2 separate regions of the Homo sapiens genome follow, and region 2 is linked to region 1. Evidence: chromatin contacts called from ENCODE Hi-C or POLR2A ChIA-PET data. All regions are on one chromosome and are shown on one strand. The core of a region is the stretch at or near the end of the contact, and the rest is flanking DNA. Distances in the headings are between cores, read along the strand shown.

Region 1 (3,171 bases), core at 312-2,811:
ATGACGGGTTGACGGGTGCAGCAAACTTCCATGGCACGTGTATACCTATGTAACAAACCTGCACGTTCTGCACATGTAATCCAGAACTTAAAGTATAATAAAAAAATTATTGCTAAGAAATGGCAACAATTCTCTGAGCCTTCAGTGAGTCAAAATCTTTTTGCTGTTGGAAGGTCTTGCCTTGATATTGATGGCAGCTGACTGATCAGAGTGGTGGTTGCTGAATGCTGGGGTGGCTGTGGCAGTTTCTTAAAATAAGACAACAATGAAGTTTGCCACATTGAATGACTTTTCCTTTCACAAATGATTTCTCAATAGCATACAATACTGTTTGATGGCATTTGACCCACAGTAGAACTTCAAAATTGGAGTCAGTTTTAGTCTTAAACCTTGCCGCTGCTTTATCAACTCAGTTTATGTAATATTCTAAATCTTTTGTAATCGTTTCAGCAGTGTTCATAGCATCTTCACCAGTAGATTCTATCTCAAGAAACCACTCTCTTTGCTCATCCATAAGAAGCAACTCATCTGTCAAGTTTGATATCGTGAGATTGGCAGCAATTCAGTCACATCTTCAGGCTCCACTTGTAATTCTTGTTCTCCCTCTATTTCCACTACATTTGCAGTGACTTCTTCCACTCAAGTCTTGAACCCCTTAAAGTCATCCACAAGGGTTGGAATCAACTACTTCCAAACTCTAGTTTATGTTACTATTTTAATCTCCTCCCGTGAATCACAAATGTTCTTAATAGCATCTAGAATAATGAATTCTTTCCAGAAGGTTTTCTATTTACTTTTTCCAGACCCATCGAAGGATTCACTATTTGTGGCAGTTAAAGCCTTATGAAATATATTTCTTAAATAATAAGTCTTGAAAGTCAAAGTTACGCCATGATCCATGGGCTGCAGAATAGATATTGTGTTTGCAGTCAGGAAAACAACATCAGTCTCCTTGTATATCTTCATCAGAGCTCTTGGGTGACTAGATGCATTGTCAATGAACAGCAGAGGACTTCCGTGTAGCAGGTCTCAACAGTGGGCTTCAAATATTCGGTAAACCATTCTGTGAACAGATGTGCTGTCACCCAGGCTTTGTTGTTCCATTTATAGAACACAGGCAGAGTAGATTTAGTGTAATTCTGAAGGGCCATAGGATTTTCAGAATGGTAAATGAGCATTGGCTTCAGCTTAAAGCCCCCAACTGCATTAGCTGCTAACAAGAGAACCAGCCTAACAAGAGAATCAGCCTTTGAATATTTGAAAGCATGCATTGACTTCTGCTCTTTAGCTATGAAAGTTCTACATGGCATCTTTCAATAGAAGGCTGTTTCATCTACACTGAAAATCTGTTGTTTGGTATAACCACCATAATCAGTGATCTTAGCTAGATCTTCTGGATAACTTGGTGCAGCTTCTACATCAGCACTTACTGCTTCACTGTGCACCGTTTTGTTCTAAAGACAGCTTCCTTCCTTAAACTTCATGAACCAGTTTCTGCCAACATCAGACTTTTTGTCTGCTGCTCTCTTACCACTCAATTGAAGAGACTTAGGGCCTTGCTCTGTATTCGGCTTTGGCTTAAGGAAATGTTGTGGCTGGTTTGATCTTCTATCCACATCACTAAATCTTTCTCTGTATAAACAGTAAGGCTGTTTTGCTTTCTTATCATCTGTGTTTCACTGGAGTAGCACTTTTAATTTCCTTCAAGAACTTTTCCTTTGCATTCACAACTTGACTGTTTGGTACAAGAGGACTAGCTTTCGGCCTATCTTGGCTTTTGACGTGCCTTACTCACTGAGCTTGATCATTTTTAGCTTTTGATTTAGAGTGAGAGATGTGCAACTTTTTCCTTTTACTTGAAACACTTAGGGGCCATTATAGGGTTATTAATTGGCCTAATTTTAATATTATTGTCATTTTTAGCTTTTGTTTTAAAATGGGAGAGTGCAACTTTTTCCTTTTGCATGAACACTTAGAGGCCGTTATAATTTCAATATTGGCCTAATTTCAATATTGTTGTGTCTCAGGGAATAGGGAAGCCTGAGGAGAGGGACAGAGATGGGGAACAGCCAGTAGGTAAAGCACTCAGAACACACCCATCTATGGATTATGTTTGTCTTGTATGGGTGTGGTTCACGGTGTCCTACAATAGTAACATCTGAGATCACTGATAACAGATAATCGTAACAGATATAATGATAAAGTATTACAAGAATTACCAAATGTGACAGACCTGAATGAGCACATGCTGTTGGATAAATGATGAATGGAGACTTGTTCAAGGTATGGTTGCCACAAACCTTGAATTTGTAAAAACAAACAATAACAAAAACAACCACAATATCTGTGAAGTGCAATAAAGTGAGGTATGTCTCTATTCAGTGATGATGGGTTTTTTTAATCCCAGAATAAGCTGTCTCCTGTTTCTCATGATGGTCACTGAAATTTTGAAATGTCTTTCTAGAGTTAAGGATGCCACCTGTGGCCTAGTTGCAGAACAGACAAATTCATATGAGAATTGTCTCAGGTCTCATCAGCATTGTCTTCAGTCCAACTCAAAGCCTCCACCCCCATAAGAAGAAAAATAGGTCATCAGTAGTTAAGAAGATTTTTAGGTAAGTTAACCTTTAGATGTTCATCACAGAAATCCCCCCCAAAAATTTGGATTTTATTAAGCAATAAAGTCAGACAAGCCCAGTGAGATCAGAGCACGTTAAGGATATTAATCACAATCCCTCACTTTTTTGGAGAAAGTCAACTAACGAAATTTTTAAATGTTTCAAAATTCCTTTTAGAAAATGAATCTAATCTTTCCTAAAACAGAAATCAATTGCTACAATTTTTTTTTTTTTTGAGACAGAGTCTTGCTCTGTTGCCCAAGCTGGAGTGCAGTGTTGTGATCTCAGTTCACTGCAACCTCCGCCTCCTGGGTTCAAGCAATTCTCCTAGCTGGGATTACAGGCGAGCACCACCACACCCTGATAATTTTTTGTATTTTTAGTAGAGATGGTGTTTCACCATGTTAGCCAGGATGGTCTTGATTTCCTGACCTCATGATCCGCCCTCCTTGGCCTCCCAAAGTACAATATTTTTAAGATATAGCAACACATACTGTTTCAGTACCACAATATCTGAAAATAAGGTAATTTTTCCTGTCCTGTGATAGAGTTA
Region 2 (3,171 bases), core at 365-2,864, 93 kb before region 1:
GTATATAGTCAACTCTTTAAAATGGTTCATCTATGATGAGAAATGATACCTGGAGGAATAGTGTAGGTTAGAAAAAGAAGTTTTTCATTTTAGATGGGAGAGACATTAGCATGTTTAGTGTTTAAGAGAAGGAGACAGTAGAGGGGCAGAGTCTGAAGATACAGGGAGAGAGGAGATTTTAATGGTTTAAAACCCCATACAAGGCCTGAGAGAAGGAGGTCCAAAGCACAAATGCTGGGAAGTGAGAGGGGAGAGGACCATCTCTACCCTTGTGGCAAGAGGAGATGCAGGAATGTTTGTAGGTTTGATGTCAAGAAGTTCATTTCTTCTATTCCTAATAAAATACTGTTCCTTATATGTCCCTGCCTCCTGCCAATCTGGAATATATGCATAGGGCTTTCCTTCTGAATTTAACAATTTTTGGAACCTAGATTAAGGTCCTTACCCCTAATATCGTATCTTCCTCAAGCCTGCCACTAACTGTCTAAATGCATGAGGAATTTCCCATGGAGTATTTTGCATTTGACTGGAAGAGAGGTTGGAATAGAAGACAGAATAGAAACGAAAGAAAAGTTTAGGGAATGTGCAAATAAAAGGAAGCGTTGTAAAAATTATAGTACATTTGTTCTTGGGCTGTTATTACACATTTAATAATGATGAACACTATATAATGACAAAAGAAATGCGTAAGACATTTTAACAAAGCAGGACATAGTGTTGCATGTACAGTGTAGCATAAATGGGTATTAAGAGAAAAAAAATAATTTGTTTTAATATGGTTGGATTACAGATGAGATTTTCTTTCTGCAAATATTTCCATTACTTATAAGTAGAGGTTTCCCCTCTATCTTCCCAATTTTCTACAGTATGATCATGGTGTGTGTGGAGTTGCAGGGTGAGGCAAGGAGAAAGGAAAACATGTGGATTCAGTGTCTCAGCTCCACTACTTATCATTTCAGCAAGGTTTTGTTGTTTTCAGTCTCAGTTTTACCATCTGTAAAATGATGATGAGTCAAATTGATCTAGGGTTCAAAAAATTAGTTCTTATTCTGATAGCTTTTCTTTTTCCTCTGCAAAATAGGATGTGAGGGTACTGAGGGTGGTGGTGGTGGTGATGATGATGATGAATTTTTAAGAGAGTGAAGGATAGTCTTTAAAGAAAAGTTTGAAATAATTCTAAGTAGACCCAGAGAAAGAACTGAGTAGGCGCACACACAAAATATTGCCAGGCAGTGTTTAAATCCTAGTTAATATTGTAGCTTATGAATGCATTGTGATGCCAGTATGCCCAGGAATGTGACTTTTCTGCAGCAGCAATTGGTAGTCCATGTATTTACATGGACAAGCTAGGTGGGGTGTTTTTTTTTTTTTTCCATTTCTTCTATTAAAAGAATTTCTTACTCAGTACGGTTTACACTCGTCTCTTAGCATCTTTAAGAGGAAAAAACAAAAGCTCTCTTTGAGTGCCATGCACGTGGTTTCCTTGGAACGTTATTTAATGCCATCATGTTTTTAATCTTTCTCCTGAAAGCATGCCATACTAGAAGTCCTATGGTGAGTGGAACCGCACTTGGTCAGTTGTGGTTGTGGGTTTCCCCTGTTTGTCTCACATATGTAGGGCAGGAACAGGTGCGGTCTTTTGGTTCAGAGTTGTTCCAACGGTTCACTACAGTTAAGCACCATCATTATGCTGTTTTCCTGGGGTTTAAGACTGGCATTTTGTAAATAGTATAAAATTCAAATTTTCTTTTTATATAGTATTTATGATATCCAGATCTAGCCTGTCAATACTTAATTTTTTTTCCAAATGTAATTGAGTGTCCTCACCTGTTGACACCTTTTCATTTTGTGTGTTTCCAGTGAAGTCTACAAATGGCATAAGAGACCATTTTAGGAGTCTGACTTGGATCAGTGGGTTAACAAAGTGACGATTTTAAGAGTGTTCTATTGTAGCATTAATTTTGTTTCTTACACCTCTTTCTCTTTTACATGCTTTCTCATGAATTTAACTTATTCCTACACTGTAGATGTTTGGTAATAACTTACTCAATACTTTGGCTTTTTGCTTCTGTAGCTTTTTTTTTTTTTTTAACCTTAGCTGTCAGACGGTGCAGCTTTTAAATGTGCCATTTTTTTCCTTTTTCTGTGGCTCTTAGATTCAGGGGATCCCTTCTTCCATGGCGTTGGTATTTTAAATAACTTAATTTTTACTCAGCTGTAGATACCAAATAAGTAAGTAATGGGCACATAAATATTTTTAGATTATATTTGTTCAGTTTAAATCTAGTACATGCTAAATATATAGGTACAGTTTTTTAATGTTTTATATTTTTTCCCCTAAAGCTACTGACATACTCTTTGAGATGCCTCCTTCATCTATATAAATCAATGATTCTTAATAGTTTTGAAGTCATGGGGTCCTCTGAGAACTGATGAGAGCTATGGATCTCATCTTTCAGAAAAATGCCCAGATCTTAAGCTTCCCTGATTATTGTGTTTCGCTAGCCATTACCATGGGCTTTAAATCCAGCAGATGCCTGACCTTCTTATCCTTAACTCTTTCAACCTGGACTTCATAATCTGTGCCCTAGGTTAGGGATTCAGGACTCTAATAATTGTTGCCTTTTTATGTTGACCAGGAAAGCTGTTGCTGCTGTTGAGGTCTACATGATTAGGATAACATGCATTCTTCAGGAACTTACTGCTTGCTCATTTGCTCAACCTAAGAGTCCCTGCTGGATGGACCAGTTGTTAATTTTATGACTTCTTCTCATTTCCATTTTTTAATAGAATATTTTAAATTAGAATTGTTCTGTTGTTTAAGCCTTTTCACCAAATATTTACAGAGTGCAAAACTTGTTGTCCTCAAGGGAATAAATAGCAGGAAAGATAAACAATTTAAAAGTATTAAAGCAGAAGTATGTACTGGTTTAATAATAATGTATTATAGACTTGATATTTGCTAAGAGAGTAGATCTTAAATGTTCTTACCAGACACACACACGGACACACAAAAGGTACTATGTGAGGTGATGAATATGTTAATTAGCTTGATTTTGGTAATCATTTTCCAAAGTATATGTATATCAAAACTTCACATTGTACATCTTAAATATATACAATTTTTATTTGTCAACCATACCTCTATAAAGCTGGAAATAAACTTAAAAA

The links. A loop is a pair of places that touch in the nucleus more often than their neighbours do. ChIA-PET counts read pairs that join two places held with the same protein, here RNA polymerase II (POLR2A). Pooled maps may share reads with other maps.
Region 2: a pooled map shows a loop between it and region 1 (2.7-fold over the local background). The contact joins two enhancer-like sites. A Hi-C loop is called at or near these places in 1 of 168 maps with a recorded cell type or tissue (heart right ventricle) and 6 of 50 pooled maps. POLR2A ChIA-PET finds 5 or more read pairs at or near these places in 2 of 52 experiments (BJ and OCI-LY7).

The regions. Positions count from the first base shown.
Region 1 is chr5:81,536,686-81,539,856 of GRCh38, reverse strand. All of the region lies in intron 4 of SSBP2 (single stranded DNA binding protein 2), which reads left to right. Among named protein-coding and RNA genes, the nearest start is that of ACOT12, 140 kb to the right of the region's middle. Within about 2 kb of position 1,561, at least 3 of the 41 ENCODE cell types and tissues checked have a DNase peak (open chromatin) inside an H3K27ac peak, as active enhancers do.
Region 2 is chr5:81,629,679-81,632,849 of GRCh38, reverse strand. The region is part of intron 3 of SSBP2 (single stranded DNA binding protein 2); the gene reads left to right. Among named protein-coding and RNA genes, the nearest start is that of SSBP2, 120 kb to the left of the region's middle. Within about 2 kb of position 1,614, at least 2 of the 41 ENCODE cell types and tissues checked have a DNase peak (open chromatin) inside an H3K27ac peak, as active enhancers do.